Regions from separate parts of the Homo sapiens genome. Here region 1 is linked to region 2. A link is an interaction called in ENCODE POLR2A ChIA-PET data of the cell type or tissue named here. Cell type or tissue: OCI-LY7. All regions are shown on one strand. Each heading gives the region's core, and the rest is flanking DNA. Links, peaks and the distances in the headings are about the cores only.

Evidence for each region. Peaks named below come from ENCODE experiments on the same cell type or tissue, not always from the same donor. Only the 100,000 strongest peaks of a DNase experiment are listed, where the experiment ranks them.
Region 1: POLR2A ChIA-PET joins it to region 2 with 5 read pairs; 2 of 35 experiments call an interaction of 5 or more read pairs at or near these places.

What each region holds. Positions count from the first base shown.
Region 1 is chr9:104,889,627-104,905,312 of GRCh38, forward strand. ABCA1 (ATP binding cassette subfamily A member 1) reads right to left here. Exons shown (of 50, transcript NM_005502.4): 2 at 13,988-14,145. The coding sequence starts at 14,053. Among named protein-coding and RNA genes, the nearest start is that of ABCA1, 31 kb to the right of the region's middle. RefSeq lists an enhancer at 13,547-14,459. In OCI-LY7, for the core only: no CTCF peak of the experiment used is centred there; no DNase peak of the experiment used is centred there.
Region 2 is chr9:105,134,872-105,150,557 of GRCh38, forward strand. LOC105376197 (a long non-coding RNA gene) reads left to right here. Exons shown (of 4, transcript XR_930205.3): 3 at 1-55. Among named protein-coding and RNA genes, the nearest start is that of SLC44A1, 100 kb to the right of the region's middle. RefSeq lists enhancers at 2,597-3,576, 3,577-4,556, 4,557-5,536, 5,537-6,516 and a silencer at 6,969-7,018. In OCI-LY7, for the core only: no CTCF peak of the experiment used is centred there; a DNase peak (open chromatin) is centred at 7,000.

The DNA of each region.
Region 1 (15,686 bases), core at 2,465-10,464, 250 kb before region 2:
AGCAGGCACCCATCTGTCTGCATTCCCAGCCTTAGCATAGTGCCAGGTATGTGGTGACTATGTTGAGAGGAGAGGACCAGGCCAACCTGCTGTGCTAAATACACACAACCCTTGCTCCTCTAATTGCACACAAAGCTGCTCCCTATGGGGCAGAGAAGAGGGCTCTCAAAGACAATGAAAATTCACACATAGTTCCATATTGACCTGTGTGCACTCAGGACTGTAAAGAGAGAGTGCAAAGTCCTTCCCCATCTGTCCAGGTCTGGTCATCATCTTCTCCGATGAGTTAAAAAGATCATTGAACTTCTAAACAAGCATGATACACTGGTTAAAACAATGAGGTTTCTCCAAAGGAAAACCCTGCCTCAGTGAGTTACCAGGCGATAAATTAGCAGACGGACAAGATGGAAATCACTAGACACAATATAATTGAGCCAGTAGTGTTCAGACAACTAGTTACACTGCCTGAAGTCTATCACCTCTCCCATTCCTTTCATTTCTATATTCCAACGTTGTAATCAAGATAAACACCAAAGAGCCCAAAAGAGTCACAGGGCCTTGTGTTTCAGAGTAATTATAACTTACAACTGTGGCTTCAGAGTCACACAGCCAAGATAATACTGGTATAAAATCCCTTTTTGTCTTCTTTTTTTAAAAAAAGCAAAAGATTGGGCTGGGCACAGTGGCTCATGCCTGTAATCCCAGCACTTTGGGAGGCCAAGGCCGGTGGATCAGCTGAGGTCAGGAATTCGAGACCAGCCTGGCCAACATGGTGAAACCCTGTCTCTACTGAAAATACAAAAAAGTAGCTGGGCATAGTGGTGGGTGCATGGAATCCCAGGTACTTGGGAGGCTGAGGCAAGAGAATCGCTTGAACCCAGGAGGCAGAGGTTGCGGTGAGCTGAGATTGTGCCACTGTACTCCAGCTGGGGCAACAGAGAGAGACTCCGTCTCAAAAACAAACAAAAAAAAAAAGCAAAGATTTTTTTTTTTGAGACAGGGTCTTGCTCCATCGTCCAGGCGGTACGATCCGGAGATCATAGCTCACTGGAACGTCAAACTCTTGGGTTCAAGTGATCCTCTCCCCTAGGGCTCCCAAACTGCTGGGATTACAGGCGTGAGCCACTGCACTGAGCCAAAGCAGAAATTTTTTCTTGATCTTCAAGTCCTTATATTTTTATGGAAAATTTGAAAATAAAAAAATACAGAAAAGTTTAAAAAGGTAAATATAAATCACCTTAATCCTACCTCCCAGAGACAATCCCTAGTAAACTGAAGTAACAATGGATCTCTGTTAACATCTTTTGTCTTTTTTCATGCATACATAAATAATATTTTTTCTCTACAATATTGAGACTATGCAGCATATATACTTTTGTATTCTGTTTTTTCATTTAACATCATACTGGGAGAGCATTTCCCATGACATAAAATATAATCTTAAAACATGTCCTGTAATGTCTACTTGATATTCCACTCTATGAATAGATCATAATTGAACCTTTCTGCTAGGTGCTCGTGCTTCAGATTGTTTTGGGTGTTTTTATTTATTTATTTATTTGTTGTTTTATTTCTGATATTTTTAAAAAACTGTTTTTTATTTCCAAAGACCTTTGATATGGTTCTACATTAAACTCTTTTAAAAAATCTTTTTGGCGATGGATGCAGTGGCTCATGCCTGTAATCACTTTGTGAGGCCAAGGCAGGCGGATCACCTGAGGTCAGGAGTTGGAGACCAGCCTGGCCAACATGGTGAAACCCCATCTCTACTAAAAATACAAAATTTTAGTGAAACGCTGTGTCTACTAAAAATACAAAAATTAGATGGGCATGGGGGTGTATGCCTGTAATCCCAGCTACTTGGGAGGCCAAGGCAAGAGAATCACTTGAACCCAGGAGGCTAAGGCAGGAGAATCACTCGAACCCAGAAGGCCTAGGTTGCAGTGAGCCGAGATCACTGCATGATCACGCCACTGCATGATCAGAGTGAGACTGGGCAGAAGGAAATACAGCAAGATAATGACAGTGGATGTACTAGGATGATAAGAACGTAGGTGTGGCTGGCGCAGTGGCTCCTGCCTATAATCCCAGAACTTTGCGAGGCCAAGGCAGGCGGATCACCTGAGGTCAGGAGTTTGAGACCAGCCTGGCCAACATGGTGAAACCCCATCTCTACTAAAAATACAAAATTAGCCGGGCGTGGTGGTGCATGCCTGTACTCCCAGCTACTTGGGAGGCTGAGGCAGGAGAATCACTTAAACCTGGGAAGCGGAGGTTGCTGTGAGCTGAGATCACGCCACTGCACTCCGGCCTGGGCGACAGAGCAAGACTCTGTCTCTTAAAAAAAAAAAAAAAAAAAAAAAAAAAAAAGTGATGTTTTTAATACTTTCCTGTCTTTTCTAAATTTTCCACAATGAGCATGTATAAATTATCTCATGGAACAAAAAAACACTGTTACCATAAAACTATCAAGAATAGTTTGCATAGACGGCACAACAGAATGAAAAATAAAGGCAAATGGATCCCTCTCTGGAAGAAAGCATGCTGACAGTGGAGTACTCAAGACCAAAGATGGGGCTGGTCTTGCTAATATTTCTGTAAATAATCCCAAAGAGGCAACATACTCAAATTTCCAAGCTTGGGAATGACATTCAGCCTTTTCTTTTTTTTTAATAGCAAACACCTTTTTATTCTGTAGCTTATTTTTTAAGTTGAGATATACATATATATCACATTGCATATCTTAAAGATATACAATTTTTATTTGTCAATTATACCTCAATAAAGCTGGGGGTGGGGGTGGGGAAGAAAGCAATTTTCTTTCTGCCAAAGAACAAAACCATGACTCTATGAAAATGAACTTTTCTCCCAGCTGAGCCAGGACTCCCTCATCTCAATTTCCCCAGGTACTTTGTGTCTGTATCAGCACTTGGTACACCAGGGACCCTATTTATATATAAGCTTCTCCCTTAGGGTCACTTTCTTCTTACTAAGCCTACCACATGATAATGGCTTTAAAAATGTTTGGTGAGTAAATGAGCTGGTTTAAAAGATAATGAACACGGAAATATAAATCAGTTGAGCCCTTTGGGAAAGCAATGTTAACAATACGTATTCAAGAGTCATGTTTATCCCATTTGCCCAATTACTATTCCTGGAAATTCATCCTAGGAAACTGAACTTAAGATATCAAAAAGCTATATGCATAAAGTTATTCATTCATTGAAACATTATAATTGCAAAATATTGGAAACAACTTAATTGCATAGCAATAGGGAAATGATTCAATTATGGTACATGTACTCAACAATATATCATGCCATCATCAGAATAATGTTTATGAAACACAGAAATCATTAGCCATGTAATATTAAGTGAAAAAAGCAGAATACAAAATTATATGCCATTCCAAGCTTGTAGCTGAATAAAATCACTTATAAATATTAACAAAGACAGGAATACAACTTTCCTTTTAAATGGCATGACTGTAAATAAATTTAGAAAATACTTATGAGGCCGGGCGTGGTGGCTCACACCTGTAATCCCAGCACTTTGGGAGGCTGAGGTGGGTTGATCATGAGGTCAGGAGTTCAAGACCAGCCTGGTCAAAAGGGTGAAACCCCATCTCTACTGAAAATACAAAAAAATAGCTGGGCATGGTGGCGGGAGCCTGTAATCCCAGCTACTCGGGAGGCTGAGGCAGGAGAACTGTTTGAACCCAGGAGACAGAGGTTGGGGTGAGCCAAGATCGCTCCATTGCACTCCAGCCTGGGCAACAGAGTGAGACTTCACCTCAAAAAAAAAAAAAAAAAAAAAAAAAAAAAAAGAAAAGAAAATACTAATGAAATTAGGGGAAAAAAATGAAGCTAAACAAAGAGTATGAGTAAGATAAATAGCCATCAGCCTTGAAGCTCTGAAACTACCATTTGTACTTTAAGGATAAATAGTAGCTACTGTTTATTTAGGGCCCAATATGTACAAGGCACATTTTATATTAATTACTTAATTTAATCCTCAGGACAACCCTGTGAGATAGGAAACATTATTGTCTTGATTTTATATGTAGCAAGGCTAAGGCTGGAGGAAGGGTAAATCACAGAGATAGTCAGTAGCGGGGTTGAGATGAGCAGCCAATTCTACCCAACTCAGGAGGCCACATGACATTCTATTTGACACCACGGGTGACTCAGGTAGGAAATGGCCCCACTAGGTGGAATGGTCTAGAAATATCAACAGGATCCAGAGAGGTAAAATTAATTCACAGCTTGTAGATTTATAATACTTACAGCCAATATTGGGCAGCTACTGTGTACTCAAGACGTTTTGTGTATCTCATCTCCAGTATTTAATTCATAATAACCCTGTGAGGTAGGTTGTATCATTACCGTTTTAGAAGTGAAGAAACTGAGGTTTGAACAAGTTACGAGCCATAAGAAACTGCACCAATGTTTGAACCCAGATCTACTGACACTTAAGTGTGTGCTTTTGTACCCATCATGCTGCCATCACAAAGCTATGTTTAGGACATATACCTTTTAAGATATGCCACTTAAAAGAAACCTAGCACTTGCCAGCCCTGCTGAGCACTGATCTGACCCAATTAATCAAGGCTTATGTTCCTGGATATCTCTGCAGCCCCCATATCTAGGATCCTGTAGGGCAGCAGATGCTCAAAATATGTTGGTTGACTGAAAAAAATGAATGGATCTTCCCCATGGCAACTGACAGCAAAGGGCAAACAAAAAATCTTACAAGCCATTTGGAGCAGCTGAAGCTGGTGAGTGTAAGCAGATCAGGAAAAGAGGTTAAAAAAAATTGATGATGATAATAATAATGAAAGGTCTTACTATGTACCAGGGTTGTGAGTGCTTTATACACATTAACTCATTTAATCATCAAACAATCCAATTAGTACTCTTGTTATACACATTTTACAGAAGAGGAAGCTGAGATTCAAAGAGTTAATACACTGCCCAATGGTCCAAGATTGGCAAATGGCAGAGCCAAGATTCAAAGCCACTCTGACTGAAGGGCTCCTTCTCTTCGCCATTATGGACCCCAACCTCCTTATGCACTTTGCCTTCACTTACCAGAGCATACAGACACCTGCTCTCTCAAAGCCCTTGCTGAGCTGGGAGACTAGCATGTATGAGTGAATTAAAGAGACTGTCTGCAAAGTTCACACCACCTGAGCCAGAGAACTCATGAGAGACAAAATTTAATCTTTGCCCTTTTATCTTGGACCTCTAAAATTCTTCCCATCATTGAACCTAGAACTCACCTTCCAAACCCAGGGGAATGTTCCAGGTATTTCTTTTCATAATAGCCTCCCTCTAGAAACCAAAGTTGACTTCTGCCAGGATATGCCATTATGGCTACACTCATTAATAAAATCAGATTTCTCCTCCTTCTCTAAGCTTAGCACTTTTCCTAAACATAAACCCTCATAAATAGCTTGGAAATGAAGTTGATCCTTTACCATTATAAATTCCTACAGAAAACTCTTCTAAATCTTGCTTTGGTGCCTACCCACCCAACCCCACACCTCCCCATGGGGTGGGAAGATGGGAAGAAACATTGTTTTTAAAAGGCGTTTCTCACCAAAGTCAAAGCTGCTCCAAGAGTACCGAAGCACCACTTTGCACTTCCCATCTTGCTATTTCAACATGGGGATAATATGAGCAGGCACTGCTAGAGCAGATTTTCTTGATAGTGACCCTACTGACATTTGGGGCCAGATAGGTGTTGTGAGAGACTCTCCTATGAATTCTACGAAGTTCAGCAGCATCCCTGACCTCAACCTCTAAATATCAGCACATACATTCCCAGGATTGTGACAACCAAAAATATCTCCAGATGTTATGTCCCTGGTGGAAGGGTGAGGGTGGGGTGGGGTAGGGGGATAACCGGCCCCGGTCGAGAACCACTGCTCTAGAGTTATTATGAGAATTAAATGTATTTCACATAGAAGGCTTAGCACAGAGTCTAGTACTTATCATCATGTTATTCAATATGCATCAAACCACTCTTGAATCATCATTCATAGTTATGCCAACATCTCCCACACTACAGATGTTCACTGTCCACTTGATTATTCATGCCTGACTTTTGCTGCTGGCTGCCGAAGTTCATAGACCACAATCCAGTCACTCTGTGAACCCATTTCCCTCCCTAGCCTGAGGACACAGTCACGGTGCTCTTAAATTCTTGAGATTTAGCCACGTTAATTCAAGGTTAGGGCAGCGCAAGGGCCATGTACAAAGAACAGAGAAAACTAGCAGAATAAAATTGGGCCTTAGGCAAGAGGCTTCTGAATCATGGTAGCCAAAATAATGCACTCCGCGCTGAAAAATGAAGTCGCTATTTCTTAGTATTGAGAGATTCTTGAGAATATAATGGGGGATAAAAAAAGGAAACAAGAAGAATAAACATCAGAAAGGAAGAGATGAAAATATCCTTTCTGTTTCTGGCATGGTCGTAAATCTAAGAGAACTCACAAAGTTAACTAAAAAGCTGCAAATGATTTGCAAGTATGGGTAAGTTAATCAGAACCAAGGTAAATTCTCCTAAATAATAGCATTGCTATTAGTCTCTGAAAACCAGTTAAATTAATATAATGTGGGGAAAAGAGAATACTATCCACAGTGAGAATGGACACATAAACAAAAAAACCTAGGCATTAACTTAGCCAAACATGTGCTTCTTACATAAAAGAAAACCACAGAACTGTAGTAGGATAAATAAAGGAAGATGAGAATTAAGGAGAGCTAAACTCTGCTTCTTCATGAGTTCATTTAATATCCAAATTTCCCAAGCTAATTTATAGATTTAACACAACTGAACTTAAAATAGCGATAGGGTACTTTTTTGAGCTTGATAAGGTAATAACATTCAATGGGGAAAAAACAGATAAAAATATCAAAAGATATTCTGAGAGGCAAAAAGGTAAGTGGGGGACAATGAGCTCCCCCATATATCAGAATGTTCATCAAATTCAGGGTACATTCTGGGCTCTATCAGCACCAAAACTAAAACTACATATCAAATGACCAAATGAATAACTCCAAAATTGCTCCCTACACATCTTTTTTTTTTTTTTTTTTTTTTTTTTTTTTTTTTTTTCAGACAGAGTTTCACTCTGTTGCCCAGGCTGGAGTACAGTAGTATGGTCATAGCTCACTGCAGCCTTGACCACCTGGACTCAAGCAATTCTCCTACCTCAGCCTTCCAAGTAGCTGGGACTCCAGGCAAGTACCACCATGCCTGACTAATTTCCTTATTTTTATAGAGATGGAGTCTTGCTATGCTGCCCAGGCTGGTGTTGAACTCCTAGTCTCAAGCAATCCCCCCACCTCAGCCTCCCAAAGTGCTGGGAATACAGGCATGAGCCACCATATCCAGGTTTTAATAAATGTCCCAAAAATAACTAGAAAAGGAATCACTATTTAATCAAGTGATTATTTATTAAATAATCACTGGGATGACATGATATGAATGTGAAGAAAAATTAATTTTAGACCCATCCCTAACAGCATACATGCCAATGAGACCTGGGAAAACTAAAGTGAAATCTTAAGGATCACATCAGAAAAATGCTAGAGAGGGGAAATGATTTTTAAAACCAGGCCTGCCTTCCCTGAACTACAAAGTCTCATGCATTGATGGTGGCTATTTAAATTGGTTGGATCCTCTGGAAAGACATCTGATCAGACACTTCAAGGGCCATTTCCCTTCAACCTAGTAATCCTGTTCCTCAGATTTTGGCCTACAGAAATAATACAAAAATAATAAAAGATTAAATGTATAGAATCTTTATAGTAATTTATTTGTAACAGCACACATGGAACAATCTAAATGTTGGCAACAGGGTTTGAACTTATAAAAACTGTGTTAATGGATTACTGCACAGCTATCAGGAATGTCAAAGGCATCATCCCACAGTAGATTTGGAGCCAAAAGATCCCAGCCCTCCTCTTAGCAACTTTTTATTTTTTGAGACAGAGTCTCGCTCTGTCACCCAGGCAGGAGTACAGTGGTGCAATCTTGGCTCACTGCAACTTCCACCTGCCAGGTTCAAGCAAATTCTCCTGCCTCACCCTCCCAAATAGCTGGGATTACAGGCAAGTGCTACCACGCCTGGCTAATTTTTGTATTTTTAGTAGAGATGGGTGTCACCACATTGACCAGGCTGGTCTCAAATTCCTGGCCTCAAGTGATCCGCCCACCTTGGTCTCCCAAAGTGCTGGAATTATAGGTGTGAGCCACCATGCCCGGCCATTAACTTATTAACAATACTCTCTTCATCTGTGAAACAGAAATTGCAACGCATACACCTCAGAATTGCTGTGAGAATCAAGAAAGTAATGGATATCAAAGTATTACTTTCAAAACTATAAAACACAGCCTACACATCAGAAATCATTATTCTAAATCAGAAGATGATTTAGAAATATGTGAACACGCACACTAAATAATGTTAAATGAAAGAAGAAAACAGCATAAAATGGTCCATGTATATGTAATGATTACAATTGCTTTCTTGGGCCTTTGTCATTCAAGTTCCCTCTATCCCAAGAGTCACCAGACAATGTGGCCTGACTACCTCAGGGAATCCTCTTGCACATAAAATAAAATTAAATTCTCAGGGGGCACTGTGGGTCACGCCTGTAATCCCAGCACTTTGGGAAGCCGAGGTAGGAGGATCACAAGGTCAGGAGTTTCAGACCAGCCTGGCCAATATGGTGAAACCGCATCTCTATAAAAATACAAAAATTAGCTGGGCATGGTGGTGGGCGTCTGTAATCCCAGCTACTAGGAGGCTGAGGCAGGAGAATCGCTTGAAACCAGGAGGCAAAAGTTGCAGTGAGCCGAGATTGCTCCACTGCACTCCAGCCTGGGCGACAGAACTAGACTCCGTCTTGAAAAATAAATAAATAAATAAATAAATAAATAAATAAATAAATAAATAAATATTAAATTAAATTCTCCTTCCCCAGGAGAATTGGCCCTAAATGATCTGGTCATGTCTACTACCAACTCATCCCCCGCCAGTCTTATTCACTCCACCAGTGCCACTGGCTTTCTTCTGTTCCCTGACCTAGGGGACAGGCACCCCCAGTCTCTCTGCCTGGAATGGATTTCCCTATCTCTAAGCCTCTGATCTTTGCCTGGCTAACCATTGCTTGAACTTCAGGGCTCTCAGCTTTAATGTGACAACCTGTCAATCTAAATGAAATCCCTACCCACACCTGCTAGTATCTAACACCAGTACCATAGTTTGCCGGATTTTTTCCTTCATAATCCTCATCACAGTTGATAGTTATATTTTTATTTGTGTGATGATATGTTTCACATCTGCTGGCCTCACTGAACTGTAAGCTCTACGAAAGCAGTACTCATGCCCAGCTGCTTCACCACTATATACCCAGCTAACCATACCACAAGTAATAGATGCTTAATAGATATTTATCCAAATGAAACAATAAATGTCTATTTGTTTTAACTTTCTTCATTCCGTAGAAGAGAAAACTAAAGCTCTGGAGAAAGGAGTTTTCCTAGGCCACTGAGGCAGATGGTGGCCAAGCTGGGATTGGAATCATGACCACTGCTGCCGGCCCAGGAGTAAGGACAGGGAAGAAATGTGTCAGGTGAAACTAGAAGTGGGGAAAGGATGCAGAGAGTTTCCATCTACTCTGTAAAATTCTCTAAAAGCTCATAAATGAGGAGTTTTAATTTTTGGATAGTTCATTCTTTTTCATTAAAGAATGCCCAAATAGTGGTACTCTGGCTGGGTGCAGTGGCTCATGCCTGTAATCCCAGCAGATTGGAAGGCTGAGGTGGGTGGATCACTTGAGGTCAGGAGTTCAAGACCAGCCTGGCCAACATGCTAAAACCATGTCTCTACTAAAAATACAAAAATTAGCCAGGCGTGGTGCTGTGTGCCCATAATCCCAGCTACCCGGGAGGCTGAGGCATGACAATTGCTTGATCCCGGGAGGCAGAGGTTGCGGCGAGCTGAGATCATACCACTGCACTCCAGCCTGGGCAATAGAGTGAGACTCAGTTTAAAAAAAAAAAAATCACAATTAACTATTTTCCCAGCCACATGACTAGTCAGATCTATTTGAGAAAATTAATAATAAAGGCAAAAGAAAAGAGGCCATGTGGCCACCCTCACTTTGTCCAGTTTGTTCCATGGGGACCTTGGCCTCTGGATCAGCCTAAAACCAGATGAGGATCGTGAAAGCTCTGAAGTTCTCTTCCCCTTCCTGTCCCCAGCCCTGTTTGTACTGAATACCTGCCACCCACACAAGTTAACTGTTACTTTGGACCCAAACTGAGCTTTGCACCCAACTTTCACAACTCAATTCAATTTATTCTTTGCCTAACAGAAACAGCGGAAAACTAACCCTGGCTGATGGTCCCCCCTCAGTCTGCACAATGGGGGTACAGGAGAGGCAGGGGACCCAGGAGTTACCAGCAAACCAGGACACAGAATGAAAAGGCAAGCACTGCCTTTCAACAGGGTTGCTCTGGGGTATACCATTCAGCTCCAGGCTGAACATAGCGTTTCTAGTCTTCCTGGCGGCAGCACACAGGCTTTATGTATGCTTTCTATTCTTCCTAGTGCAAGGGAGCCTCCTCAAGACCTGCAAACTAATGGGCCTTAAGACATTTCCCACTCATTCAGTAAATACTTACTAAGCATGTCCCAAGGGCCAGGCTCTGTGCTGGGCTCTGAGGCCAAGCGTATACACTCCAGGATCTCAGGAGACAGGAACTGTGCAATGAACATCCATACGCTGCAGGCAACAGCTATCATGGACTGCTAACTTCTTCCCCTACCTAATGGGCAGGGCTGGTTCTCACTATGTGAGCTAACAAGTGGCCCCAAAACCCTTAAGAGGTTCTGACGTCTAAACAATATAATCTAGAAATCTAAGCCAGGTGGATTGGAAAGTAGCTACCAGTCAGAACTTGAGATTCAGAGACATAGAAGCTTTAGTATACACAGAGAGCAAAGCAAAAAAGGGTCTGCAACTGTAGGGCCACCAGGAGACTGGTTCTGGTGCTACTTTCCTGACTGACCAACTCTGGGCACCTGTGCCCCCCTGAGCCCCAGTTCTGTCAGCTGTACAAGATGCAAGCCAGATCTTTCCAACTCTAACAATCTAAGCATCAGCAACCTGAAATAAATCACTTTTCTTTCTGATTCAGCAAAATATACTTCCTTTAGAAATCAGGAAGAGAGTTAAGGAAAACAGGTTAGCAGGCAGTGGTATAACAACTTAAGCCCCTTTGTGTCAGGGTGTTGCATCCCACTTCCTTCTTTAAAAAGAACTCTGCCACAAGGCTACAAACTGCCTTTGGCTAAACCTGCCTATCTCTCTAATCCTAACACTTTTAAACCCATCTGCAATACCAAGCAAGAAGCAACAAGACCAGTGGAGTCTGGCCCAATTTGAATGACCCAACCCCACATCCTGTTGCAGGATTCCTTCCCTGGCTAAGCACGGAAAACCTTTTCCCTGCCCTTTCTTCTAACTTCAAGCTGCTAAGCAGCTGCAAAAAAATAAAAAATAAAAATAGTTTGGAGGAGGGAAGAAAAGTCACTGTGATGGGACAGAATGAGGCTCGGCCCTAGTCCTGGGGATCTCAGCTTCTGGTTGCAGCTCAGTTGCTGGCTGGGTGACCTCAAGAAATCCCTTCCCTGCTTTGTACCTCAGCTTTCTCATCCGTAAAATAAGAGGTTCAGACTAGACTACCCCAGAGCCATAGCCCCCCTTTCATTGCCAACATGATATGATTCTTCCCACTACTCACTAATGGACACACAACATGGATAAACCATGGCGGAGACAATTTCCCAGCAAGTGGGCCCCCTCTACCAGGATAAGAAGGGGCAGGAGCCCTGGATCACACTGTAGCAAAGGAATAAGAGTAAGGACGGACATAGAGGACTGGAACACCAAGACCTGGGGATAACCACGGGAGGCAGGGAGAAAGGCAAGGAAGGAGTCAGAAACTTCAATATTCTCAGATGGAGAATAGGCAAAATAATGACACCACTGAAAAGCGATTAGGCACATTGAGTTAGAGTGCCAGCTCCAAAGTCAGATTATCTGGATTTGAACCCTACCTGTGCTCCTTGTTAGTGGTGTGGACCTCAGACAAGTTACTTAACCTCTCTGAGTAGCACGTTCCCCAGCTACAACATGTGGAAATAACAGTACATCGCGGGGCCTTAAAAGGAATAAATCTAGTTAATAATGCCTAATCAGTTAGTGCCTCACACATGGAAGCTCATTCTAAGTGTTTGCTTTTATTTTATTAATATAATATTATCTATTATACTTTACAATTATTATTAAAACAGATAGGATCCACAGATTCCAGTCCCTGTTCTCTCACTAGAGACCTCAGAATTCAGGTTCCCCATTTGTAACATGAGAGGCTGAACACAATCAGTTTTTCTCAAAGGAAGATCTGTATACATATTGCTGAGGGATTATATTTAAGTTCTCTAAGAGGATTTTAAACACTTTGTTTTCATTTCAACAGTCATCTAAACAAAGTCTAATAAACACATATGGATTTTTTAAATGCTTACTTTAAAGCCAAGTTCTGGCACAAGATTTCAAAGCCCAAGTTTATATTTGTGTTTATGATTGTGTTGGCACCAGTATAATTGTAGCAAACTCATGAGGATGGAACAGGTGCCATCAAATTAAGGTCATACAAGTAGAAAAATGGGTGGAGAATTCAATCATTAGCACATGATAATATAGACTGGCCAAACTCAAAATGATCAGCATGATAGCATTTACTGCCATGCAACTTATAATTTGGTTTCAGTTGAACAACAGCTGCCTCACCACATTTAAGGTATTAATTTGAATGGTATTGATTTTGCAATTTTGGCTGCACTTAATTTGTAAATATGTATGGGTCATATAGTTGTATAATAACAGCCTATAAGAAGTTTATACCTACTTTTACTTCCTAATATTTAAGTAACACTATAATAAAAAAGGAAATTTAGTGAACAAAAGGATGCTTTGACACTTTTGTTCTTTTACAGACAGTGCAAGCATTATTCTAGTTTGAGGAAAACTGAATGAAATTCTCTCCAAAGTCCCTTATAGCCCTTTGAATCTCAGAAAGATGATCATTTTGATTACAGACATGTTAAGCTACATTAAGACAGCCAAGTGGGGATACTGGCTTAGAATCCAGGAAAAAAAAATAAAGGCAGAACAGGAACAAGAGACTTAGAAACTAACTACAGAGAAATGCATCCTAGAGATGGGATCTCTAAGGAAGGGTGTTCAGAGATAGAGAGACAAAGAGCTGACGTCTGAGTTTCAGGGAGTTCACTCTGCTCTACAGCCCTCACATCCCTCTGTGGAAGAGTTCCATTCACCTGCGCATTAAAGATGATCTCCAGATTACTCAAAGCATTATTGGCCCATCTGGGAAGTGAATGGCTTAGAACCCTCTGCAGAAATAAAACAAGTCTCAGTTATTATATTCCTCCAGGCCTGAAGGAAAGAATCCAGATTGACACCAAGATACCCAGTATTGATCTCTAAGAGTGGGGCCACTAACTCACTTCACCCACAGCTTCCAGAAATACAGGGGCCCATTAGGGGCTTTTGGAGAGCCAGGTGGCTCCCAGGGCTGCAGCAAAAGGAAAAAGTGGGGTGCTCAGGGGCGATTCGGAGCCAGGTCCTAGGGATCAGAACTCATGCCTGGGCAGTAGCACAAACCAAAGCTACTATTTCTACCTGGCTGCAAATCTGCCCTCTATGATAAGCCACATGCCATATCCGGACCACACAGTCCTGTGTCCATAAGAGCCAGATTCCATCAATCCCTGTGTGAAAACCAACACAGCTTCCTTCCCTCCCTCCCTCCTCCAATCCCCAACTCAAAACCACAAAGAAAAAATGAGAGAACCCCCCGCTGCTGAAAAACCCAAGCTTACTGTTTGTCTTCTTCTGAAAGTGAGGTTCTTCCACAGCAGCAACCTCAGCTGAGGCCAACAAGCCATGTTCCCTCAGCCAGCACCCCCAGCGTGTGGCTCGGGAGCCCTGGAAGGCAGCGGCCAGAGCTCACAGCAGGGACGCCGTGGCTGGTCATTAACTGAAAGATAAAGCAGGAGGGGAAACAGCCATCAGTTATTGCTGCAAAGCCATACACCAATGAGGACTGCTAATCCAGCCCTCTCAGCTGAGACCTCCAACACACAGCTCTGCATCATGACTGCTTCTCAATGGATCATGAGTCACCAGCTCCCAGCCTCTGGGTTCACCCACAAAGAGGGACTCGGGAGGTGTTCCGACAGCAGGCTAGGAGCTACGTGTTATGGTCCTAATCATTTTAGTTCTATAGATGTTATCATCTGGGAATGAAGAATGCATTTCTGAAAATAGACCTCTCTCAGGTGGCCAAAAACACTGAGGATGGAAATGGCATACTGGAATCCCAGAGACCTACCTCTCTTTTCTAAGAAAATGCCTCCCCTTACATACAAAGTCAGCAGCATTTGTAAATTTTGCCTCAAGCCTGGAGTGACTTATACTATTCCCTGAACTTCCTTACATACTAATTTTCAGTGGGTTATACAACTGAGTCCTTCAAATGATAAAAAGCACCATCGGCCAGGCGTGGTGGCTCAAGCCTATAATCCCAGCACTTTGGGAGGCCGAGGCAGGCGGATCACGAGGTCAAGAAATCGAGACCATCCTAGCCAATACGGTGAAACCCCGTCTCTACTAAAAATACAAAAATTAGCTGGGCATGGTGGCAGGCACCTGTAGTCCCAGCTACTTGGGAGGCTGAGGCAGGAGAATCGCTGAACCTGGCAGGCGGAGGTGCAGTGAGCCAAGATTGTGCCACTACACTCCAGCATGGCGACAGAGCGAGACTCTGTCTCAAAAAAAAAAAAAAAAAGCACCATCAATAAAGCAGTTTCCTAATCTGGAAAACCACAACGTGCCTTAGATGAGTGTGAGTAAACACCAAGAAAATGCTACCGACACCTGGCTCTCAGGTAATGAGGACAACCCTAGCGCTGTGTCTCTGGAAAGAAAACAGCATCCCATGGAGAAACAAGTCTGCTATGGCAGGCTCAGGGCATCAACTGTGAAACCGACAAACAAGCTCCCATGGTCAGCACATATGCACACTTCTGGCCTTGTTCCACCTGCACCTGAACACACCGCCCCCCTACTCCGTTGGGTGTCACAGGTGCCTCCTTGGAGGACTGTTTGCCATGCTAGGGCAAGAAGGTCTTCTCGTGAACAAGGGATACTACATTCTGTGTATCCCAGCCACCCATCCAGCAGTTACCCTTATTTAATGCTGGAATAGTCCCAAGTAGTTATATTAAAGTTAAAGCTGGGGAGGGGGCAGAAGATGAAAAATGGAAGGGAGGACACACAGGTGAAAATTCGGCCCTGCTGGCACTTGGTAGCCATGAACTCTCCTAGCTGTGCTTATGAAATGGCTCAGTGAATCACTGTGGCCTCTAGAGGAGTAGGGGCAAGGGTAGGGTGGGACACTGGGCATGAGGAACAAGGAGCAGAAGGAACTAAGAATGCAGTAGCGAGGTATGGATACAAAACCAAGCGCTAGACTAGAAATCTGTGAGTCCAAATGAGATCTCCATGCCAAGGTCAGTC
Region 2 (15,686 bases), core at 2,768-10,767:
GCAGCCAGCAACCTAAGTTTTGCCTCTGCCAGTCAGCATCAAGGGCTGAGCCTAGGTAAGCCCAGTGAATCAGTCAATGATAAATGGTATGGTATAGTCTAGAAATGCCATCAAAGGTCAGGAAAAGGAAAAATCAGTGTGGGGTACAAATGGCCTTGAATTTGGAGAGGTAGAAAGGACATTCTGGTCTGAAAAACATGAACAAAGACACTGAAGCAGCAAAGAGCATAGGGACAAAAGGAATGGAAAGAAAAAGTAAGCCTGGCTGGAGTGGCATGTTATCAGAAAGGAACCAGCATTAGGTAAATCTGAGAGATAAAAGGGGGTTAGATTACACAGCATCTTAAAAATCAGACAGAGGAGGTTAGACTTCATTTATAGGCAGATATTACAGTAGATTTTTGATCAGAAAAATTATACGAGGAATATGATACTTTAGCCATGCATTTCTTACACAGGATGAGAGAGAGAATATCTCCCTGGCTTACACAAAAGATAAAAGACACATGCCTGTAATCCCAGCATTTTGGGAGGCCGAGGCGGGTGGATCATGAGGTCAGGAGTTGACCAGCCTGGCCAACATGGTGAAACCCTGTCTCTACTAAAAATACAAAAATGAGCCAGCATGGTGGCGGGCACCTGTAGTCCCAGCTACTCGGGAGGCTGAGGCAGGAGAATGGTGTGAACCTGGGAGGTGGAGCTTGCAGTGAGCCAAGATCGGGCCACTGCACTCCAGCCTGGGCGACAGAGCGAGACTCTGTCTCAAAAAACAAATAAACAAACAAACAAGAGATAAAAGAAGAAATAATGCTTATTCTCTCTACCAAACACATTCTTCAGTTTCCTATAGGATCTGTCATTTCTTGTCTCGAGTCTTTTTGCTGTTGGGGCTGCTTTTTTAAAACTTAGTTGTGTTCAATTTAGAATTTATTTTTTTTTTTTTTGAGACGGAGTCTCGCACTGTCGCCAGGCTGAAGTGCAGTGGCACGATCTCAGCTCACTGCAACCTCCACCTCCTGGGTTCAAGTGATTCTCCTGCCTTGGCCTCCCGAGTAGCTTACAGGCATGAGCCACTGTGCCTGGCCCAATATAGAAATTTTTAAAATGCAGCCAAACAAAATTAAAAAATAAAAGTTTCCCCAAAATTTTACATACAAAGTAAGCATTAAGATATTTGTAGCTAGACAGAGTAGCTCATGCCTGTAATTCCAACATTTTGGGAGACTGTGGCACGAGGATTGCTTGAGCCCAGGAGTTCAAGACCAGCGTGGGTAATGTGGTGAGACTCCCCCATCTGTCACCCAGGCTAGAATGCAGAGGCTTGATCTTAGCTCACTGCAACCTCTGCCTCCAGGGTTCAAACTATTCTCCTGCCTCAGCCTCCTGAGTAGCTGCAATTACAGGCACACGCCACCACGCCCAGCTAATTTTTAAATTTTTTTTTAGTAGAAACAGGGTTTCGCCATGTTGGCCAGGCTGGTCTCGAACTCCTGGCCTCAGGTGATCCACACCCTCGGCCTGTCAAAGTGCTGGTGTTCTGATAGAAGGTGTCCAGGTTCTTGGGGTCTCAAACAAATAACTGGACAAAACTCACAAAGACAGGAAAGCAAATGCAGGGATTTATTGAGAACGAAAGTACACTCCACAGTATGGGAGTAGGCCTGAGCACAGGTGCTCAAGAGCCCCGCTCACAGAATTTTCTGAGGTTTCAATACTCTAGACGTTTCCCATTGGTTACTTGGCAAATATTCTATGTAAATGAAGAGAATGAAGTTAAGTCACAGAGTCGTTTACTCAGAATGCACCCTAGTGTAAATGGAGAGGATGTTACTTGGTGTATGTGATCTATGTAAATGGAGAGGATGAAGTGAAGTTACAAAGCCATTCACATTTCTGTCATTGCCGAAGTGCTTTTATTTGATTTACTTCTAGGAAGTCAGCGTGGATCAGCCTCATGTTCCCTATCTCCAGGCCCTATTCTCCTGCCTCGCTGGGATTACAGGCATGAGCCACTGTACACGGGCAAAAATTTTTTTGTTAATTAGCTGGGCATGGTGGTGCACACATGTAGTCCCAGCTATTAGGGAGGCTGAGAGGTAGTAGGATCACTTGAGCCCAGGAGGTTGAGGCTAAAGTAAGCCATGATCATGTCACTACACTCCAGCCTAGGTGACAGAGTGAGACCCTATCTCGAAAAGAATGAGTGAGAGATTTGCATACATCATTCCAGAATGATTCATAATACAGAATATGTTCACCAACATTTTTATTTATATTACATAAATAATCTTCTTTATGTTTAGCAATATATTTTCCATTGGTTGCTTTTGAGTGGTAAATTCCTCTTATTACATTTAAAATATTTGACTCACAAAAAAATTAATTAACATGTACCTTTTTAAGAATTTTATTCCATAGCTCAAACCAGCATTTTCCTAAATTTGTTCTATGTAAGGTTAGAGTTACAAGATATTCTGCCTCAAATAAGCAGGTTATGTTTAGGAAAGGCTATATCCCTTGTGGAAATTAAAGGCTTCTCAGTGTTCTCCGATTAACTGATCAAAGGTAAATGAAGTGTGCTCCAGGAAATGCCTTTTTAATGAAAATTCATTGATATTTGTATAACTCTGATAGAAAGTAACGGATTCAAAAACAGAGAGCTCGCCAGGTACAGTGGCGAGCTGTAATCCCAGCACCTTGGGAGGCCAAGGCAGACGGATCACCTGAAGTCAGGAGTTCAAGACCAGCCTGGCCAACATGGCGAAACCCCATCTCTACTAAAAATACAAAAATTAGCCAGGTGTGGTGGCGGATGCCTGTAATTTCCAGCTACTTGGGAGGCTAAGGCAGGGAGAATTACTTGAATCCGGGAGTGGAGGTTGCAGTGAGGTAAGATCGTATCACTGTACTGCAGCCTGGGCGATATCCTGCACCCATGGAAATAAATGAAAGAGCTTCCATTTGCTGGGACAGTTGTGATCTCCTCATCTTCCAGTGAGACCAGTAGTGGCCACGTGGCCACTCTACACTCCTTTTTTTTTATGAGATGGAGTCTCACTCTCTCTGTCACCCAGGCTGGAGCACAGTGGCACAGTCTCGGCTCACTGCAACCTCCCCCTCGTGGGTTCCAGCAATTCTCCTGCCTCAGCCTCCTGAGTAGCTGGGATCATACATGCGCCACCACGCCCAGTTAATTTTTGTATTTTTAGTAGAGACGGTGTTTCACCATGTTGGTCAGGCTGGTCTCGAACTCCTGACCTCGTGATCCGCCTGCCTCGGCCTCCCAAAGTCCTGGGATTACAGGTGTGAGCCACCGCGCCCGGCCACTGTACACTCATTAGAGACCAGAATTCAAGCATCTGTGTGAGGTTGGATATGTAATTGTCAAAGTCCTTTTCAACCTTGAGACTCTGAATTTTAATTGAGAGCATTAAAAATCTTGTTTTAGATCCAATCACTCCTTTGCCAGCATGGAGCAAGTCATCCAGGTGTCAGTTGCTTCATCTGTGAAACAAAGGGTCTTTGTCTGAGGCCAGGGTTGTCATCTGATGCTGGGTCACAATCTCTAGATCCCCTTGGGGTCCCGCCCAACAGTGACATACTCATGCCCTATTCTTTCTCTTTATTGAGAAGGAAATAGTATAAGCAAACAAAATCATCAAGAGTTGCTTACATATGCACACAGAACATGCACCAAACAGCTGGAAAACAAAGAAAGTAGGTGAAAGGTGAAGTTGTTTTGCTGAATGGGTGTCAGAGGTTGGTTTACAAATCCACAGGGAGGACCAGAGCTCCGCTGATGCTAACACTTGCTCTGAAAAATCTGTTCGCAGAACTCCTAGCGGCCCCGCCTCCCTCCCCACAGCTGGCTTCTTCTGAAAGGCCTAGAGGCAACTAAAGTCTGAGTTTTTATGTTTTGTAAGAAAACAAAGGGAAGTCTAAAAATGTAAAAAAAGAAAAAAGAAAAAACCTTCAGCTGTTCCAATGTAGCCCCACGAGATTGGTTTCTCTGAACTCTGACGGGTCTTGTTGTTTTGTGTGTTCCTCAGAGCCCAAAGAAAACCAACTCCAGGCAGGGTGCAGTGACTCTCGCCTGTACTCCCAGCACTTTGGGAGACCAAGGTGGGTGGATCACCTGAGGTCAGAAGTTTGAGACCAGCCTGGCCAACATGGTGAAACCCCATCTCTACTAAAAATACAAAAAACTTAGCTGGCCGTGGTGGCAGGCGCCTATAGTCCGAGCTACTCAGGAGGCTGAGGCAGGGAAATTGCTTGAACCCAGAAGGTGGAGGTTGCGGTGAGCCGAGATCACGCCATTGCACTCTAGCCTGGGCGACAGAGACTCCATCTCAAAAAAAAAAAAAAAAAAAGAGAAAACCAATTCCATTTTCCTCTTTCTTCCTGGTGTTGAATGACAAAGGGAAGCTAAGGGGCGTTTTCTTCTATCTGGCATACTTTGCAATGTAGAATAAAATAACTTTGAGTTGTGGTCGCTTCTTGAGGTGACCCTCCACCCATCCTCCAGGCAAAATATCACAAAGACCAACAAAACCTGAAACTGAGAAAGATACAGAGCTGATTCCCTGGCTGACTCAACGCCCTGAGACAGGCACTCGCCTCTGAAACCTTCAGGGCTCCTCACTAACTGCAAGACCATGCTCACTGCTCATGTTTGAATGAAGTATACAAATTCAATAAGCAGTCTATCATTTTTGGTGGAGTGACAAGGTCTATTGTTCCCTTGGTGCTGTGTCTCTTTCCATAGAGGCTATAACTTTAACCTACTATAAGGTTAGTTGGTCCTGTCACTGTAATTTCTTTGTGTCTATTTTAGAGAGAACCGACCATGCTTGTGTTATTTGTAGTGTCTGAGGCAGAGAATGGCTCTCCCCAAGCCCCAAGAACCAGCGTAGGACAGTTCTTTTTTTTTGAGACAGGATCTTCACACTGGCTGGAATGCAGTGGTGCAATCTCGGCTTACTGCAACCTCTGCCTCCTGGGCTTAAAGGATCCTCCCACCTCAGTCTCCTGAGTAGCTGGGACTACAGGTGCATGCCACCACACCCGGTATATATATATATATATATATATATATATATATATATATATATATATATTTTTTTTTTTTTAAATATAAAGACAACATTTCCCCATGTTGCCCAGGCTGGTCTCGAACTCCTGAGCTCAAGAGATCTGCCCGCCTCAGCCTCCCAAAGTGCTGGGATTACAGGTGTGAGCCACTGCACCCGGCCTAGGACAGTTCTTATGCCTGCTGGCTAATAAACATTCATAGCTTTAGTAAAATTTTGTCAAGACTGCACCTGGTGGAAAGGTTATAAGGAAAGGGACACATCACCCTCACTCTAACCACCAGAGGCAAGATACCTAATTCATTCTGGTTTTCCTAAGACTTTCCCAGTTTTAGCAGTGGAAGTCTCACGTCCCAGGAAACCCCACAATGCCAGACAAATCAGGGCATTGGTCACCCTACATATCTACCAAATAATTTAATAATTGCTGAATGCCAAATTAATTTTAGCCAGTATAAGACATCTGGTTTCCCTTAAAATAGCTTCTACCATGAAATAGGCTTACATTTCCAAAAAGGATGAAAGGAAAGATGAGATGTGGCGCCTTGCTACTCAATGTGTGGTTAAGAGATCAATTGCATTTACGCTACCCTGGAGTTCTTTCAGCTGTAGACTCTCGGGCCCCACCTCAGACCTACCGAATAAAAGTCTGTAATTTAACAGGGCCTCAAAATGAATTCTTGCACAAGGGCTCTGTTTACATTAAAATCTGTGATGAACCGGCCCAGAGGGAGATATCTCAGGGTGATTTTTAGCTGGGTCTTGAAGTCAGTAGGCATTAGTAGGCAGAGAGGGGTAGGAGGGAGCAGGGAACCGGAACCGGAAAACAAGGGCACAAAGGCAAAGAAAATGACAATGTGTTTATTAACCATGAGTGATTTGTTGTTTCTGGGAGTGAGAGATGGGAAATAGCCTGGGAAGGCAGGTTGGTGAGAAGACTGCAGATGCCCTTAAACTGTAGACTGGAGCAGTAGCTTTGTATCTTCCCTGCTCTCCTTCCTCTCAAGGCTCAGTCCTCTGCTAAACTGTTCTATCTTCTGAAATTTAGAACCCTTCCCTTCCCCTGGCTCAGACTGGCAGCAACTGGTGTCCCGAAGTAACAGCAGAGAAGGGGACGGCAGGCCCAGGGAGATCCTCCCCTAAGGAGAAATTCAAAGGCAAGCTCTTTTCTCCAGGGTCCTTTGAAGGGTCAGAGCCCTGGGCTCCTTAAGGAACTCAGTCTTTGACTGGGAAAGGCAGATAATACAGCCAGCCCCGAAAGGGATGCAGATCAAGGATCTCTATTTCTAGCCAAAAAGTTGGCAAAATGAAGAAATATGTGGAGCTCTGAGCAATATCTCTTTCATTCCGGGACACAGTGTAAAGTAATGATTACTTAACCACTTTGTGCTCCAGGTTCTGAAATCACAAAACAGGAACCCTTGTATCAACCTCTAGGTTACTAGCATTCAGTGAGTTAATGCACGCAAAGCTCTTAGGACAGTGCCTAGATCCTACTAGGAACTCCCTAGAAGGTACTACCTGGATTAAACAATTGCCTTTATCATAATGCGAGAGTTGGAGGCATGGCTTGCTGAGTGAGGAGCTGGGTGGGGCAGCCAGCTTCCAAGATGAACCCCAGTGATCCCCATCTCCTGGTATTCACAGCCTTGTGCAGCACCCTGTACACATTGCAGCAGGGTTGGTCTGTGTGATCAGACCAGTATATGCAGGAGTGATGGCATGTCACTTCTGAGATTAGGTCATTTACAGACTGTGGCTTCCAGCTTGGGATCTCTTTTTCATTTTGGGGGATGCCAACCACTTTGGGGGAAGCCAGCTGCCATGTTGTCAGCCACTCTGTGGAGAGGTTCACATGGTGAGGAACTGAGGGAGACTCTAGCCAACAGCCAATGAGGAACTGAGATCTAGCAACCACCAAGTGAGTGAGCTTAGAAACAAATTCTCCAGCCCTGAGATGACTGCAGCCTGGGCTGACAGCTTGACAGCAGCCTCGTGAGAGGCCCTGAGCCAGAATTACCCAGCTAAACCCCTCCCAGACTGCTGACCCATAGAAAATGTGTATAATAATAAATCCTTGCTGTTTTAAGCTGCTAAATTTGGGGGTAATCTATCATGCAGCAAGAAATAATTATATCACTGGGCTTGGTAAAAATATACACACCATTATGGGGAAGGGTCCAAGAAAACTGGCCTAAATATGCTCAGGCTTTACTCCACAGATGCAACCAGGAGGTCCAGAATCTGTGCCTGAGAAGTCTTGAACAGAATTTAAACAGTACGGCTGAGTGTGGTGGCTCAAGCCTGTAATCCCAGCTGAGGCAGGAGAATCTCTTGAACCTGGGAGGCAGAGGTTGCAGTGAGCCAAGATCACACCACTGCACTCCAGCCTGAGTGATAGAGCGAGAATCAATCTCAAAAAAAACAAACAAACAAAAAACAGGAGTTTAAACTGTAGACAATTTACTCAAGACAGAACCAGGTGACCTGTGGCCAGCAATGGAGACTCCAACCTGGTATCACTGCTTAGAATCCACAAAAGTGACCACTGACAACCCACCCAAAAAAACCTCTGCAGCAACTGCGCTAGTCCTAGAAAAAGGTCTGGTTCAACCGTGTAAGACAGCAGGGCTCTGGCCTCCGCTTTGAGGTCTAGCACATTACTCCTACTCTGAAGTTAGAAATAAAACCACAGTGACTAAGGGATAGATGAGTTCTGCAGGCTGAGCCAAACCAGGAATGGATACCAAATTTATGACATATTTTAAATATATTAAATTAATGCTTTTAACAGCGAAAAAAAAAACCCAAACATGATATAATTATTCCATTGACAAGACACTTTTAAGATTTGTTTTTAAAATAACTTATAGTACACTGTTGTCAAAATGACCAGTAATGCGTCACAAGTTCATGGTTGTGTAATGAATGTGATCTTCTTATCCTGTATCTTCGTGTGAATAACCACATTTGGAAAGAACCCCAAAAGTCTAAATTTGAGTTTCTTTATGAAGGAGAACTGCCACCCCCAATAATCTCTGGGAAGGAGGCTGGCAAAGAAGCCTCGTAACTCCTGGGCTATGTGATATTGAGTGAAGGAGGGTGACCTTTGAGAAAAAAACTGGAGTCTGATTTGTACCAAAGGAAATCTAGGAATTAGAGCAGAACTGCGTGCTGTTGCATCTGAGAGCGTCGCGCATTTCTACGTACTTGCACTGAGGGGAATGTTGGCTCATAACTGGGTACGTGGCTGAGCCCAAGAGATACCCGACAGCACCCCACCAGGAGGAAGCAGAAGCCAGGGATCTGGGAGGGTAACAGCCATTTGTGAAGAAGGAACTTAGCCATGGATGATACCATTTCATATCTTCCAGAACTTTCATACACATTGTTGGCCCCCCTGTGAAGGAGGGAGCCATTTTTAAAAACTAGGGCTCTGAGGTTTTTTGGGAATAAGTTCCCAGATGTTTTCCAGGTCCTGAGCAGCCCTGGCCTTCAGGCTCCCCGAGGCTGCCAGTTCAGTCAACTTCATGCTGCCTTCACTACCTGGCTCCAGGTCCTACAGGATGAAGTGCCACGACAGTGTGCATCCCCAGGCCTTTCTCTCCACTGCGCCAGTGCCCCTCTCAATACCCACCAGTGGGGCAGGAAAACAGAGCAACACTTGAGCTGCACAACTAAAGCCTCAGGTGTCCAATCACCCCTGTGACACATATAGGGCTGCTCTCTCCGTTTATGTAACCTAATCCTTCCCACCATCCCTCCTTCCATCGGCTTCCTCTCATGTCCTGTTCCAACTCAAGCAGAGGAAGAAGGTGCACAACGACAGAGTAAATGCTGGGGCCATGGCACACACAGCACTGGGCTTGGATTCCTCAAGCTGCAAGGGACCTTGACACTTTCTTCTTTGCCCAGTCTCTCTGTCCCCTTTGTTCCCTAGAGAAGCAACTTTATAACTGATCATGATAATGGAAACTAGTTTTTCAAAAAATTAAACATAGACTTATTGTTATGTACCACATAAGGACGTTTTGTTTGACAACAGACTACACATACCACAATGGTCCCATGAAATTATAATACCATATTTGTACTGTACCTTTTTTATGTTTAGATATGTCTAGATACACAAATACTTACCATTGTGTTACAGCTGCCTATAGCATTCAGTACAGCAACATGCTGTACAGATTTATAATCTAGGAGCAATAGGTTACACCATAAAGCCTAGGTGTGTAGTAGGCTTTACCATGTAGGGTGCATCTTTGTGTAAGTGCACCCTACAATTGCACAATGACAGAATTGCATAATGATGCATTTGTCAGACTGTATTTCAGTCAATAAGTGATGTATGACTGCACCATATCATCCAGCAATTCTACTTCTGAGTATACACCCAGAAGAATTCAAAGCAGGGACTTGAACGATATTTGTACACCTATGTTCATAGCATTATTCATAATAGATGGAAGCAACTCAAGTGCCAGTCAACAGATGAACAAAATGTGGTTTATACATATAAACAAAATGTGGCATACACATATAATGAAATATTATAAAGCTTTAATAAGGAAGAAAATTCTTTTTCTTTTTTTTGAGACAGAGTTTCACTCTGTCACCCAGGCTGGAGTGCAGTGGTGCGATCTTAGCTCACTGCAATCTCCACCTCCCAGGTTTAAGCGATTTTCCTGCCACAGCCTCCCGAGTAGCTGGCATTACAGGCACACACCACCATGCCCGGCTAATTTTTGTATTTTTAGTAGAGACAAGATTTCACTATGTTGGCCAGGCTGGTTTCAAATTCCCCACCTCAGGTGATCCACCCGCCTAGGTCTCCCAAAGTGCTGGGATTACAGGCGTGAGCCACCAGCCCTGGCCAGGAAGAAAATTCGAATACATGCCACAGCATGGATGAACCTTGAAGACATTATGCTAAGTGAAATAAGCCAGTTGCAAAAGGACAAATATTGTTTGTTTCTACTTATATGAGGTTCCTAGAGTAGACAAATTTACAGAGACAGAAAGAATGATAGTTGCCAGAGGCTGGAGGGAGGGAGAAATGGGAGTTATTGTGTAATGGGTATGAAGTTTCAGTTTGGGAAGATGAAAAAGTTCTGGAGATGGAGTGGTGGTGACTGTTGAAAGACAATGTGAATATACTTAATACACTCAACAGTACACTTAGTGGTTAAAGTGGTAAGTTTAATGTTATGTATATTTTACCACAATAAAGAATAGTGAAAGCTAACGTTTATTGAGTGCTTACAATGTACTAGGAACAGTATGCTAAGAGATATAAACACATTGTGTCATTTAATCCTCACAACAACACTTCTTTTGAGAGCAATGCTACTAAGGGCACCAAGGTTCTTTATAGCTTAGCAGAGCTCCTAGGAGTTGTCACACACTAATGGTGGGGGTCAGCGGGGAGAGGACCATTCCCCCGGTCAGAAGTCCTATCTGTCACTAATGTTCCTCAGATGCATGTTCTCTAAATCCTTCAAGCCTTTTGGCTTTCCAGAGCCTCCTATCATACATCCTGGGATCTGGACTTGATGGGCTGGGTCAGGAGAAGAGAAAAGAAAATAGAGTGATGATGCCTTTTGGGAAAGCAATGATAGACTTCCCCGCAAGAAAGTTTCCGGGGCATCTTTGTAGTTGCTGACATTTGAAAATACATCATTCCTTGCTACTTAACGTAGTCATTAACTATGGAATGCTGATCAATCAAACACAGTGTGAATGGAGACTAACCGTGTGCAAAAGTCAGGGGTCGATCAGAGAAGCGGAATGATGATAGGTAATGTAGAATAAAGAATTTATTATAGACATTAAGCTAACCTGGCATAGTACAAAGCCACCTCACTGTGTATCCCTAGCATAGCTGATCAATTTTGAGAATTTCACAAAAAAATTCTCTCTTTTCTTAAAAATTTTTTTGAGACGGAGTTTTGCTCTTTTTGCCCAGGCTGGAGTACAATGGCATGATCTTGGCCCACTGCAACCTCCGCCTCCCAGGTCCAAGAGATTCTCGTGCCTCAGCCTCCCAAGGAGCAGGGATTACAGGCATGCCCCATCACACCCAGCTAATTTTTGTACCTTTAGTAGAGACGGAGTTTCACCATGTTGGTCAGGCTGCTTTTGAACTCCTGATCTCAGGTGATCCACCCTTCTGTGCCTCCTAAAGTGCTGTAATTACAGGCATGAGCCACTGAGCCCGGCCTCACCAAAAAAAAACTCTTATTCCATATACTAAAACCCAAGTGGTATCTCTGGGAAGCCTTTGCTTTGGTCCTTCGCTCTTGGGTATGTACCACACACCCCTTTGTACACATCTGTAATAGAACCCGTATCACTTGAATTCCAGTTATTTGTGTCCACCTCCTCTCTGGACTCTGTAAGCGCCTTCAGCCAGAATCTATGTTTCATTTCTTCGCATCTCCAGCTCCTGGCATGGTGCCTGTCATATATGAGATCAAACCATGGGAAACTGCTTCTATTTTATCATCTTTAATCCAAAAAAACGCAATTGCATAAATTCCAGAGTAATAGGAAGTTCTGGGCAAACATTTGCCAAATAAATGAACACGGAACAATCACATACCCACAAATCCTGATTAAGCATCAAAGAACGGAAGCGCTTTAGGTTTTCTTGTGGCCTTGGGCTCCTTACCACATGCCTCAATTATCCTTGCACTCTTAAACATGGTGGTGCCATGAGAGATTCCCAACAGGTCAACACACAGCTCTTGTATCATTTTCTTCTTTCGGGAGGCTGGCAGTATCTCCCCACAGAAGAAGAGTGATCTCTAACAGGTCAAATGCATGGTTTTCTGCACTGTGTTTATGATTCTGGAGGCCGGCAGTTTTTCCATTCAGCTGATAAGTGGCAGATCCCGGGATGGATGAGATTAGCATCTGGGATGGCAAGTGTCCAGGATGGCTCAGAAGTAGCTGCCAAACTCCACTTGACTCTCAGTCCCAGCATCACAGGGTGGCAAGTTGCTGCAGAGGCCATGGATCTCAACCATGTATCATTTGGAAGTGAAAACTAACAGATGCGAAATAGCTTTTTAAAAATCAAGACATGGCCAGGGATGGTGGCTCACGGCCATATTCCCAGCACTTTGGGAAGCTGAGGCAGGAGGGTCGCTTAAGCCCGGGAGTTTAAGGCTGCAGTGAGCCATGATGGCACTACTGCACTCCAGCCTGGGTGACAGAGCAAGACTCTGTCTCCAAAAAATAAATAAATAAGAAAAAGAAAGCAAGAACGGATAGAGGTGGCTGGTTACAGACTCTTCATCCCTAGGCAGTTGTGCCTTCCAAAACACAGCCTTTGGCTTCACTGTATCTGGCCCACTGTCAGAGGCTAAAATTCAGTGTGAGGTTTGTCAGGCTCCATCATCCAAATGGATCCCAGTGGCCACCATTCACAGTTGCAGAGAGGCCTGAATTAGTGTTTCAGAGAAAGGTAGTTCTGGAACTTCAGAAAGAATTAAGCTTCAAAAAAATTTCATCCATACAGAGATACTTCTGCCTGGGTCCAGCCCTGCAATTCCCTAAATTCTGGCCCTCCTCTCCCTCCCACTTCCTGTTCCTTGGTCCAGGCTCCCCTGACCTTCCCTGCCCTCTGCCCTTGGTTACCTGATGATCCAACTCTAGGCCTCCACCCTGGGTGCTACCTCTTGGGCCTGCCCTAGGAATGGAGACAGGGAAAATGAGCTAAGAGGAGTTGATTGCCTTATATAGGTTACCTCACTTCAGCCTCACAAGGAAATACTGAGAGGTTAGGGTTATTATCTTCCTTTTAAAGATTAAGAAAGAGCCAATCAAAGAAGTTAGGTAATCTGCCTAACACTACAGAGTGGCTAAGAGATGAAAAAGGAATCAAAACCCAGGTGTGTCCGACTCCAAAGCCCATGCTCTTTGCAACATGCCACACTGCCTGTCTCCCCTGCTACCTTTCCACCTTCCCTTGAGTCTCATGTGCATATCCTGCGCCCCTGATATTCATTCTGATGCCCTCTTCAACCTACAATTCATCCCTTCACCTCCAGCAACATCCCTCCTCCCAGGCTCCGACTGACTCAGAATGATTTCGAAGACAGAAGAGCTGCCCACCATTTGTAATCCACAAATGAAGCGAGGGCACATCTGATCACACCTTACCTGCCTTCTCTGAGTCTCCACTGCTTCAGGAAGGGTCCAAATATCTCATCATGACATAAATGCCACTAATAATGCAGCCCTTACCAGTCCCTCTGGCATCACCTCTCAACTGGTCCTTCTCTCTTCCCTTTTTAATTTTTTTTTTTTTTTTTTTGAGATGGAGTTTTACTCTTGTTGCCCAGGCTGGGCATTAGGCTAAAAAAAGAAGCCAGTCACAAAAGCCACTTATATGATTCCATTCATATGGAACATCCAGAATAGGCAAATCTAGAGACAGAAAGTAGAGTAATGACTGCCAGGGGATAGGGGAAGGGAAAATAGGGAGTGACTGCTAATAGGTATGGAGCTTCTTTTTAGGAGTCATGAAAATATTCTGGAATTAGATAGTGGTGATGATTGCACAACTTTATAAATACACTAAAACCACTTAGCTGTATGCTTTAAAAGAGCAAATTTTATGGTATGTAAATTATATCTCAATAAAACTGATGTATTTTAAACATATTTTAAAAGTGTTTATTAGGAATCAATATCTGTGAAAGAAAGGAGGAGGAGGCAGGATTGGGCAGAAGAGTTTGACCTGTGATGCAGGCCCACTAAAGCCACAACTAACCAGGGAGGGAGCTCTGGAGCAAGTATGCCCATCAGAGTGTCTCCCATCAGGCTGAAATGGCCCAGCCTTTATGCCTCTACCCTGCTCAGTCACCGGCTGTGGGCTCCCCAGAGAATAGCATGACCCTGGGCAAGGCAGCTCTCCCTGCTTGAATAGACCCTGAAGCTGCTGGACAGCTGGAGGCTGTCTGCAAACCCACTCCCTGGACATGGGCAGCAAGTCCTTCTTAAAAGGGGTCTGAGTGGTGTAAATGTCCACTAGAAAGGAATGTGACAGTTGTTTCAGGAAGGAAAGAGAAGTTGACAGAAGAAAAAGGAGTGAGATAGAGCCAGAGAGATGGCAGGAAGCTGTGCATTATGCAATGGGATCCCACCTCACGGATCATCATCTTCACCTGAGTTAAGATGCAGAGTACAGACTCTCAACATTTTGTCAAATAGGTAATTCTCTCTTTTTATTTTTTTCTTTTTTTTTGAGACAGAGTCTCACTCTGTCACCCAGTTTGGAGTGCAGTGGTGCGATCCTGGCTCACTGCAACCTCTGCCTCCTGGGTTCAAGTGGTTCTTGTGCCCCAGCCTCCTGACTGCCTGGGATTACAAGCGTGCACCATCACACCTGACTAATTTTTTTTTTTTTTTTTTTTTTTTTTTTGGAGACAGAGTCTCGCTCTATCCCCCAGGCTAGAGTGCAGTGGTGCGATCTTAGCTCACTGCAACCTCCACCTCCCAGGCTCAAGCGATTCTCATGCCTCAGCCTCCCAAGTATCTGGGATTACAGATGCCTGCCATCATGCCCAGCTAATCTTTGTATTTTTAGTAGAGGTAGGGTTTTGCCATGTTGGCCAGCTGGTCTCGAACTCCTGACCTCAAGTGATCCACCCGCCTCGGCCTCCCAAAGTGCTAGGATCACAGGCGTGCACCACCACACCTGGCCGGTAATTCTCTTCTAACATTCTGTCTTTTCCTTCTTAGGCTCCCATTTCTCCCAGAACATGAGCTAGCTGCTGCATTCGCTCAACTAAATTTTTTTTTTAAGGTTTGTGAGGTGGGTATGGTGGTGCACATCCATAATCTCAGCTACTCAGGAGCCTGCAGCAGGAGGATTCCTTGACCCCAGGAGTTCCAGGCCAGCCTGTGTGACTTAGTGAGACCTTGTCTCTAAAAATATATTTTTATTTATAAAATAAAAAATAATAAAATTTTGTGGGGGAGAGAGCACCTCTTTTTCTTCACAAACATGTTAAAAGACATTACAATTAAGGTGTAATTTATAAATGATGATCAATACTGTGCTGAAGATCTACATGATGAACAAGAAGAGTAGTGAAGGGAAAACAAGACGAGTCCCGCCACCAAAACCAAGTTGGATTTAGTATCAGGTGTTTGGTCTACCAGCTTTTCATAAAAAGCACATCTGGATGCTGCAGGAAAGACTGCATTTCACATACACACTGCATCTGGTTAAGACAAGAATAATAGAGAAACCAACAAGGAAAAATGCAAACCCAGACATCTAACAATAATGCTTTTGCAAAGGTGCTTTCCTATACCATCCCATTTATTCCTCTCAACAACTCCATATTGTAATAATCTTCATTTTATATTATAGTTGAGTCAAATGATGTTCAGTTTAGTTAATTGGCTCAAGACTGCATAGCAACTAAGCAATGGTACCAGGACTTACATCCAGAGCTAGTGACTTTTCTTTTTTTAGACCGAGTCTTGCTGTCACCCAGGCTGGAGTGCAGTGGCGTGATCTCAGCTCTCTATAACCTCTGCCTCCCAGGTTCAAGTGATCCTCCTGCCTCAGCCTCC